Regions from separate parts of the Mus musculus genome. Here region 2 is linked to region 1. The links are chromatin contacts, found by Hi-C or POLR2A ChIA-PET in ENCODE. All regions are on one chromosome and are shown on one strand. The core of a region is the stretch at or near the end of the contact, and the rest is flanking DNA. Distances in the headings are between cores, read along the strand shown.

Evidence for each region. Hi-C counts contacts between places; a loop is a spot of excess contacts on that map. ChIA-PET counts read pairs that join two places held with the same protein, here RNA polymerase II (POLR2A).
Region 2: a loop to region 1 is called in a map of heart, with 2.3 times the contacts of the local background. The contact joins the promoter of Zfp114 here to the promoter of Zfp235 in region 1. A Hi-C loop is called at or near these places in 2 of 37 maps with a recorded cell type or tissue (T-helper 1 cell and heart). POLR2A ChIA-PET finds 5 or more read pairs at or near these places in 1 of 5 experiments (embryonic stem cell).

The regions. Positions count from the first base shown.
Region 1 is chr7:24,130,938-24,135,854 of GRCm38, forward strand. It overlaps Zfp235 (zinc finger protein 235), which reads left to right and starts at 1,435. Exons shown (of 5, transcript NM_019941.3): 1 at 1,435-2,286; 2 at 3,212-3,550; 3 at 4,321-4,378. The coding sequence starts at 4,364.
Region 2 is chr7:24,173,515-24,178,268 of GRCm38, forward strand. Zfp114 (zinc finger protein 114) reads left to right here and starts at 1,508. Exons shown (of 4, transcript NM_001029933.3): 1 at 1,508-1,635; 2 at 2,595-2,652; 3 at 4,236-4,362. The coding sequence starts at 2,638.

The sequences.
Region 1 (4,917 bases), core at 185-2,684:
AGCCGTCTTCCTGTAATATGTCATTTACTTTATTTATGTATTTATTTATTAATTTGTGTTTGCATGCCTCTGTGTGTGTGTGTGTGTGTGTGTGTGTGTGTGAGTGTGTGTGTGTGTACACCAGTGTGCTGCAGCACCTGTGGTAGAGGCAGATGTAAATTACAGAAAGTCAGCTCTCTCCTTCCACTGTGTGTGTTTCAAGGATTGAACTCAGGTCCCCGGGCCTGTACCTGCCAAGGCATTTGCAGGCCACGGGCAGGGTCTCTTGTTTCTGCCACACTAAGAGGTCAGGCTAGCTGGTATGGAGTCTTCTTGCCGGCTTCAATATGGCACTTTGCTTTTATTGTGAGAATCAATAAATGGTTTTCTTTTTTTGTTGTATCTGTAGGTTGTATGGGTGGTGAATATCCAAGGACACAGCATTGGCTATGAGTTAAATCCAGTGTTTCTCAAACCTAGCTTCTGGTGCACTCAAGAAAACAGCTTTTCCAGTTTTACTTACCCTTTGCTTCCAATTAGTGTGTGTGTGTGTGTGTGTGTGTGTGTGTGTGTGTGTGTGTGTGTGCATGTTTGGAAGAAGAAGAGTAATTATGGCACAAATACAGGAGTCACATACGTCAGGTGTCAGTACTACCACTGAGCCAGGCTCCCAGCCCTTCACTGGGGGATTCTAGGCAGGTTGTGGTTTGACTGAGAATGCCCCCATAGCTCATATATTTGAATGCTTAGTCTTCAGGGAGTGGAACTCCTTGAAAGGATTTAAAAGGTGAGCAGGCGTGGCCTTCTTGGAAAAAGTCTATCACTGGGTATGAGCATCAAGATTTTAAAAGCACATGTGAGTCCATTTCTCTTTCTCTGCCTCTCTGCATATGGATCAGGATCTAAGTCTCAGCTACTTCTTCAGCATCATGCCTGCCTGCTGCCATGTTCCTGCTCTGATAAAGGACTAAACCTCTGAAAGTGTAAGCCAGCCCCCAGTTAAATGCTTCCTTTGGTAAGAGTTGCTTGGACTTGTGGTATCTCTTCAAAGCAATAGAACAGTGACCAAGACAGGAGTTGGTACCAGGGACTGGAGTATTGCTGTGACAAGCCTGACCATGCTGTTTGTTGAAGGAATATGGAAGACTTTAGGACTTTCCACTACAAAATTATTAAGTGCTTTTTGATTAGTAGAGCTTAGTGGGTCATCCTAGGAGGAGAATGCAAGACAAGGGCAATTTGAGCTGGGGGTGGGGGGCAGCTCAAGAAGTTTCAGAGGCAAACAGTACATGGCCTAAACCATTCTAGTCATATACTGAGGAAAAAAAGTGGGTGATTTTTGTCCTCATCCTAAAAATCTGCCTGAAGCTAAGTTGATGAGTTTTGTATTACTGGCATAAGCAGGGGAGATTTCCAGACAGCCTTGTGTTGACTGTGTCTTGTGGTTATTAGCAGTCGCTCTCATGGAGATCCAGCATGAGGAGGAGCAAGCCAGACAGAAAGAACTATGCAGTGTGGAGTGTGAGGAGAAAAGAAGCACCGTGAAGGCTTAAGGAAAAGCCTGATTCTGAATGCTATAAAGGGAGTGCTGACCTCAGGGCAACACCCCACCCAGCGAAGCCTCCAGCCTGTGAGAAGGAAGAGGAAAAGCTTCAGCATGAGGGAGGCCATCAGTTCCAGCTTCAGCATGAGGGAGGCCATCAGTTCCAGCTTCAGCATGAGGGAGGCCATCAGTACAGCTTCAGCATGAGGGAGGCCATCAGTTCCAGCTTCAGCACGAGGAAGGCCATCAGTTCCAGAAAGATAGTGGACATAGAATCGGATGGGGCCAAGGTCCAGACCATCGAGCAGCAGAACATGCCAGCTTTGGCCACTTGGTTCTGGCTTTAGAGTCAAGGATACAAGAAACACTTGGTTCTGGCTTTAGAGTCAAGGATACAAGAAAAGGGTTCTTGAGCCTCCCTTAGTAATGAAGGAAATGCCCTGAAGGCAGTTGTAGTATAGGAGAGTTCCTGCATAGTGGCCAAGAGAGGGCATTGAGTGAAGCTGTGAACCTGGATTATGTCGGAGACCACAAGATGTTGAAGATGCCAGAACTATGGGATCCCAGCTGCAGAGAGCTGCAGACTGAGGTGAAACCAGCCTGAGAGAGACAAGTGTGTTACAGCCAACATAGCCGAAAGAGTAAAGCATCTGAAGAGTGCTTTGACATCAGCATGGAGATGCAGAGTTTGGCCTCCACCTTTGGTTTTTAGTCTTGCTATGGTCCAGTGTTTCCTCACTATACTGCCTTCCCATTAAGAAATGGTAAAGTATATTTTATGCCATAACACATTGGATTATGTGGTCTGCTTTTTGATTTTGATTTTACAGGGAATTACAATGAAGAGATTGTCATGAGTATCATAAAAGTTTGACATTTAGATTTTTAAAAAATATTGGGATTGCAATAGATGGTGGGGACTTTTGAAGTTGGGCTGAACGCATTTGGCATTATGATATGGGCAAAGGCTTATCGAGACAGGTAGCAGAGTGTGATGGTTTGACTAACAGTGGCCCCCATACATCTATGTATTTGAATGATTGGAAATAGCAGGGAGCCATGCTTTCTGCCATGTTAATGGACTAAGCCTCTGAAACAAGCTTTGATCATGGTGTCTCTTCATAGCAGTAGAATAGTGACCCAGACACCCTGTGCTCTACCATCACTCCCACAGCCTGTGACTGGAGGATTCTATTCAGGGACTCTGCCTCTGCTGCTGAATCAGGCTCCTATAGCTGAGCAGTTGAAGTTTTAGCTTTTATAATATAATATAAAATGAGACTTCAGTGTTCTTAAAAAGGACCCACAGCTGGGCATGGTGGTGCTTACCTCTTATCCCAGCACCCGGGAGCGAGAGACAAAGGGATCTCTCAGTTTGAGGCCAGCCTGATCTACAAACAGAATTCCAGGAGATCCAGGGCTACGCAGAGAAACTGCCTCGGGGAAAAAACAAAACAAAACAAAACAGAACAGAAATAAAAAAGTATCCATAGATGTCTTACATGGCATTTCAAAAATAAAGAAACCGAAAAGCACCCCCGGTGAGCGAGCTCCCAAAAAGCGATTTCTAAGGCTCACATGCCAGTTAAAAGAGCTTGGAACATATGGAGGCTTTAGTAGTCTGGGGAATGTAGTCCCGGAAAAAGCACAGAGCTAGGCGCTTCCGCTGACGCATTCTGGGAATTGTAGTTCCAGCGCCAGTGACGGCTGAGGTGACTTCCGCTGCCGCAAGGCCAGGCTCCCTGGCAGTACTTCTGATGAGGTGACATCCTGCAGCGTTCCGCGACCCTTCTGTGTGCTGGTGTTTCGGTGTGTCTTCTCGGGGACCGAGTCTGCATCTCCGGGGAGAAGAGGGGCACCGCTGGCGTCGGCCGGTCCTCTCTAGCTGGGCTCTGCTTGAGACGGCGCTGCCCAGGATTCCTGGACCCGTCTCAGCTGCTTGTGGAGCCCTGGAGAGAGTCTAGCTTCCCACGGGAGTCTGTCAGAGGAACGGTGATGGCAGATAGCAGTGTCCTAAAGCCTTAAGTGGTATGCAACTCTGGTTTTGATGTGCTCTTTTTGCATATATTTCATTGTTTATTTACTTAAAGAGTGGGACGTTCCATAGCTGATAAAAGGAATAGGTCAGAAAACTACCTGTGGGAGTAGGGTCACTCCTTCCACCACGTGGGCTTCAGAGTCTTGAACTCAGGTGGTCAGCCTCAGCAGCAGTCGCTCATACCCTTTGAGCCATATCGCAAGGCCAAACTCCCCTTTCCTTAGAGAGGGTTTAGCTTTTTATTGGTGATTATCTTCATGTATGTGGGAAAAGAAACTTGGTGGGGGCTCTTGCAGATGAGCAACGTTTACTAGAATTTAAAATTTTTAGAAGGAGAGAATATGGGGGTGGGGATTTCACTACTGTGTAAGGAAATAGTTATATGTAAGATAGCTGTCACATTAACAGACCCTTAGATAGTGGTGGTCAGTTATGACACAGCGTTCATCAGAGAGCTCGAGACTTCTTAAACATTTGTTTTTATGGAAAGCCCATCACTACAGGCAGCATTGTGAAGGTGCGAGTACACGGCATCCCTGAAGCTGCCAGAAATAGAGAATTGTGGGCTTGTCTAACCCTTTGCTGTGAGTGAAGTGAGGCACGCATGACCTGGTAACCTGGAGCCTTACACTACTGATTAGCAGGAAGCAGGTAGAAAAGCCTGGTCAACCTGCACAGCCCTTGGGGCTGATGGAGAAGCTGAGGAAGCCATGTGGACCAACTGTCCTAGCAGTGTTCTCACGAAGCCCCTCTTCCCCAGCTTGCTTCCCAGAGCCCTGCCTTGTCTCAAAGAGAAGAGAACAATGACCAAGTTACAGGTAAGTTGGGTTGCTTCCCCCATCCCCACAGTGCTAGGGATTGGAAACATGATCCCTGCATGCTGGGCAAGTGCTCTACACAGAGCCTCTCTGAACTGCATGAAGGAAGAGGGGAAGTTGCTGAGAAGAAAGGTCTGGAAGGAGGAGGGATAAGAGAGGACAGTGGGACATGTGCTCAAAGTGCACTGCACTTGGGAAAGTGTACAAGGATGAGTAAAAAGAATTTGAAAAAGTGGGCTGGAGTGATGGCTCAGTAGTTAAGAGCACTAGCTCAGTTTGGTTCCCAGCACTCACACCTGATAGCTTACAACTGCCTGTAACTCCAATTATATGTAATTAGAGGATGTTCAACGCTCTCTTCTAGCCTCCCAGGGCACCTGCACACACACACATCTACACACAAACAGATGGTGTACACATACATTTTAAAATCCCTTTAGTTCATTTACATTTAAAAAAATGACATTTTCCACTATTTGCCTAATTTTATTGTACAATTCAGTATGAGGTCTCCATACTCATGTGGGTTATGAATTATA
Region 2 (4,754 bases), core at 258-2,757, 43 kb after region 1:
GTTATGCTCCTGACAGGATAATGGACTAAAGCTCTGAAAGTATAAGCCAGACCCAAGTTACATGCTTCCTTTTGTCAGAGTTGCCTTGGTCATGGTGTTTCTTCACAGCAATAGAATAGTGACCCAGATCGTCCATGTTCTACTACCAGGTCATACCCCTAGCCCCTCACTGGGGGATTCTAGGCAGAGGCTCTGCCACTGAGCCACACCCCCAGTCCCTCACTGGGGGATTCTAGGCAGGGGCTCTACCACTGAGCCACGCCCCCAGCTCCTCACTGGGGGATTCTAGACAGGGGCTCTACCACTGAGCTACACCCCCAGCCCTTCACTGGGGGATTCTAGGCAGGGGGTTCTACCATCAAGTTATGATCCCAACCCCTCACTAGAAGATTTTAGGCAGGGCTCTACCACTGAGCCTTTCCCCAATGCCTTACAGAGGGAATCTATGAAGGGGCTCTAACTCTGCTGCCAGATCAGGCTCCTATAGCTTCACAGTTGAAGTTTTAACGTTTATATAGAAATATAATATGGGACTTCATTGTTTTTCAAAAGTATCAATAGCAGTGTGTGATGGCCCACACTTTTCAGCCCAACACTAGGGAGGCAGAGGCAGGCTGATCTATGCCTTAGAGGCCACCATTGTTTACGGGAGGGGGTGGGGAGTTCCAGAACAGTCAAGTCTACATACAGAGAGATGTTGTGTCTCCGGGGAGGGGTGGGGGTAGGGGAATCAAAACAACAATAACAAAATATCCATATTTGTCTTTCGTGATGGCTCCATGATAGGTTTCAAATCAGTATTCAAGAGACTAGGCCTAAGAACTGGGCAAGTTCAGGAAAGCCCATGCAAGTTAGAAAAACAAACAAACAAACAAACAAACAAACAAACAAACAAGTCAGGCAGCTAGTCAGAAACTAGAAGGTGCCCAGCCACATAGCCTGAATCTAGGACGATGGGTCAGCAACAGTTTCCAGCCCCATGTCTCAGTAATGGTTCTGGAATTTCCGTGGAGATAGAGTAAGACAAAGCCCACTTATCCTAGGATTCCTCAGCAATAGTTTCGGGCCCTCCACGCCCTGGTAATGGTTCTAGAATACCTAAAGGTGAAGTAAGACAAAGCGCACCTATCCTGGAACTCCCCTAATGTGCTTCAAATTGGGCTTACAATCACACTTTGGGTTCTCTCCTTTTTGGAATGAGGGATCCCCGCTGGTCTTCTGCTGAATAAAACACTCTTTGCTTTTGCATACTATTTGAGTCTACAAACAACGGCAAACAACAGGCCCTGACAGTGGCATTTCAGAAATGAATAAATCGAAAAGCAACCCAGGAGAGCAAGCTCCCCCTTCCTCCTCCTCTCCCGCTCCACCAAAAAAAAAAAAAAAAAAAAAAAAAGATTTCCGGGGGCCCACTGTAGTTAAAACAGCTTGGAACTTATTGATGGTTTTAGAGAGCTGGGGAATGTCATTACAGAAGGGCACTATAGTTTGGCGCTTCTACTGAAGCATTCTGGGAATTGTAGTTCCCACTCCAGGCGGTCAGACTCTTCTGCAAGCGGAGGCGGGCTGGTAGTGCTTCTGGAGATGTGAAAACTTGGAGCGTCCTGCGGCCCTTCGTGTGTGCTCGTGCTAACGGTGTGTCCCTTGGAGAAACAAGTCCACGGACAGGGAGAACTGGGGCACCGATGGCGATGGCGGCGGCAGTGTCTGAGTCCCCTCTTGCTGGGCTCAGCCCCAAGCGGTGCTACCTGGTCCTACTTCCCCTGCTTCCGGAGGGGAAGGAGGAGTCCGAGGGAAGAATCTAGCATCCCAAGGGAGCATGGGGGAGGAGTTGTGATGAGAGGTGGCCTGAAGCCTTAAGTGGTTTGCAACTGGTTTTTATGCGATTTTTTTTTTGCATTTTTTAATTTACTTACTTATTTCCTTAGTGGGACGTGCCACAGCTTGTGTATGAAGGAGATCAGGAAATACCTTGTGGGAGTCCGGTCTCTCCTTCCACCATGCGGGGTTCAGAGACTGAAACTCAGGTGGTCTCCCTCGTCTGTAGTCACCATTATCTGATGAGCCATTTCCCAGGGACAAACTCCCTTTTCCTTAGAGAGGGTTTTTATATCTCATTATTTGCATGCACATGGAAACAGAGACTTTGTGGGGGGCTCGTGCAGATGAACAGCATTTAATTTACTAGTATTTAAACCTTTTAGTGTGAGAGACAGAGCGGAGGACTATCATTCCTATGTATGGAAACAATTGTGTGTAAGAGCTGTCACATTAACAGACCCTTCCGAGAGCAGTGATCAATCATGACGCAGTATTCGTCAGAGTTCAGAGCTTCTTAAAGATTTGTTTTTCTGGGAAGCCCACTAACACAGCCAGATTTGTGAAGGCAATAGTGCCCAGCACCCAGAAATAGAGAATGTGGCCTTTTCTAAGCCCCAGCTGTGAGCAAGGTGAGGCATGGCACTACCTATGAGTAGAAACTAGAAAGAAAAGCCTGGCCAGCGCACACAGCCCTTAGGACTGATGGAGAAGCTGAGGAAGCCATGTGGCCCAACTGTCCTAGCAGTGTTCTCATGAAGCCCCTCCTCCCCCAGCTTGCTTCCCAGAGCCCTGCCTTGTCTCAAAGAGAAGAGAACAATGACCAAGTTACAGGTAAGTCGGGTTGCTTCCCCCATGCCCACAGTGCTAGGGATTGGAAACAGGATCCCTGCATGCTGGGCAAGTGCTCTACAGCTGAGCCTCTCTGAACTGCATGAAGGAAGAGGGGAAGTTGCTGAGAAGAAAGGACTGGAAGGAGGAGAGATAAGAGAGGACGGTGGGAGCCTGGCATGTTGGCACACGCCTTTAATCCCAGCACTTGGGAGGCAGAGGCAGGAGGATTTCTGAGTTCGAGGCCAGCCTGGTCTACAAAGTGAGTTCCAGGACAGCCAAGACTGCACAGAGAAACCCTGTCTCGAAACAAAAACAAAAACAAAAAAAGAGGACAGTGGGAACATGTGCTCAAAGTGCAGTGCACACAGGAAAGTGTAAAAGGATGACTAAAAAGAATTCAAAAAAGTGGGCTGGAGAGATGGCTCAGTAGTTAAGGGCACTGGCTCAGTTCCCAGCACCCACACCTGATACTTACAACTGCCTGTAACTCCAATTCCAGGGTGTCCAGCGCCCTCTTCTGGTCTCTCAGGGCACCTACACACATGTACACACAGGGCATGCACATACATTAAAAAAAGTCTTTTAAGTTTTCCTACATTTTAAAAGTGACATCGTTTTCCACTGCTCACCTAATTTTATCTTACAAATACATATAAATTCTCCCTATTGGTGTGGTTCATGAATTTTGATCATTTTAAATTTTTGTATTATTATTATTGTGTGAGGATGTTGGTTGTGGACATGCAAAAGCATGTATGTAGACATCAGAAGACATGTTTTCAAACTTGGGCTTTGTTCTTCCACCTCACTGAAGCAGGTCTCCTGTTTCTGGGACTCTGTGGAGACAGGCAGCTCCCTGGTGCTCATTAGCATCCATCCTAGCCTATTTGGCAAGTTCTAAGGCGCGGAAAGACCCTGATGATTCAAAAACAACAAAAAGAAAGGTTGCCAGCACCAGGGGTTCTCCTTCATCCTGTACATTCATGTGCACCCTCATGTACTTAAGTACACTGACATGTATGCACACATGTATACACACATGCACACAGACCTCTAGCCACCCTCACTTCCTGCACGGGACGTCCTGAGCATTCATTTCCTGAACAACCAGGGAAAGTGTACGGCTGCCACCAAGTGCACGGCTTCTGTGGTTGATCCAACTCAATCGATGAAGAGACGAAGAAAGGACAGACACACAGACATGTGTACAGACAAGCTGAGAGCAAAAGCCATGTGCTCTGATGGAGACACACCAGCAACCCTGAAACTCAGCACATTTATTAGACACCGCTGAGCACCCAGGAACCATGGTTCAAGAAACGGCAACATGAATACAAATGCACAGGGGTATTTTACATGGTGTTCAGCCAAGCTCTCCAGCTACCTGGAACCATCAACTCCAAGGAGTTAATGTGTGTTTTGCTAATAACAGTGACTATATCCCCAGTTAATTGGCAGGCAGTAATTATTCCTGGTTCTCTATTCTCTGGCCTAAACTGGACACTTTTAAAAATATTGGGTACTTTGACAATTGATTAAAAATAGCAGTTTTTCTGAAACATGGAATGTGCTTGCCGTCACAGGAGGCAGTGACATTCAGGGACGTGGCCGTGGTCTTCAGCGAGGAGGAGCTGGGGCTGCTGGACGCTGCTCAGAGGAAGCTGTACCACGATGTGATGCTGGAGAACTTCAGGAACCTCCTGGCAGTGGGTGAGGACGGGGCCCTGTGTCCTTGGTGATGTCAGAGTTCACACCCGTGTGTCTGTTGCACGCCACTGCTTCCCTTTTAGGGTTACTTATTTTGTATTTTATGTGCACGTGAGTGTTTTGTCAGCATGTGTGTCTGTGCCACATTCACTCATGATGCCCACAGAGGCCAGAAGAGGGCATTAGATCCCCTGGACCTGGACTTACAGATGGTTGTGAGCCAGCATGTGGGTGCTGCACACACACCCTGGGTCCTGTGGAAGGGCAGCCAGTGCTCTGAATCACTGAGGCATCTCTCCAGCGTCCACTTCATTTTTTTACAACTGCATTTTACAAATAGATGCTGCGCTTTAAATGAAATTTTAAAAATATTTCTTTTTGAGTATGAGTTTGCA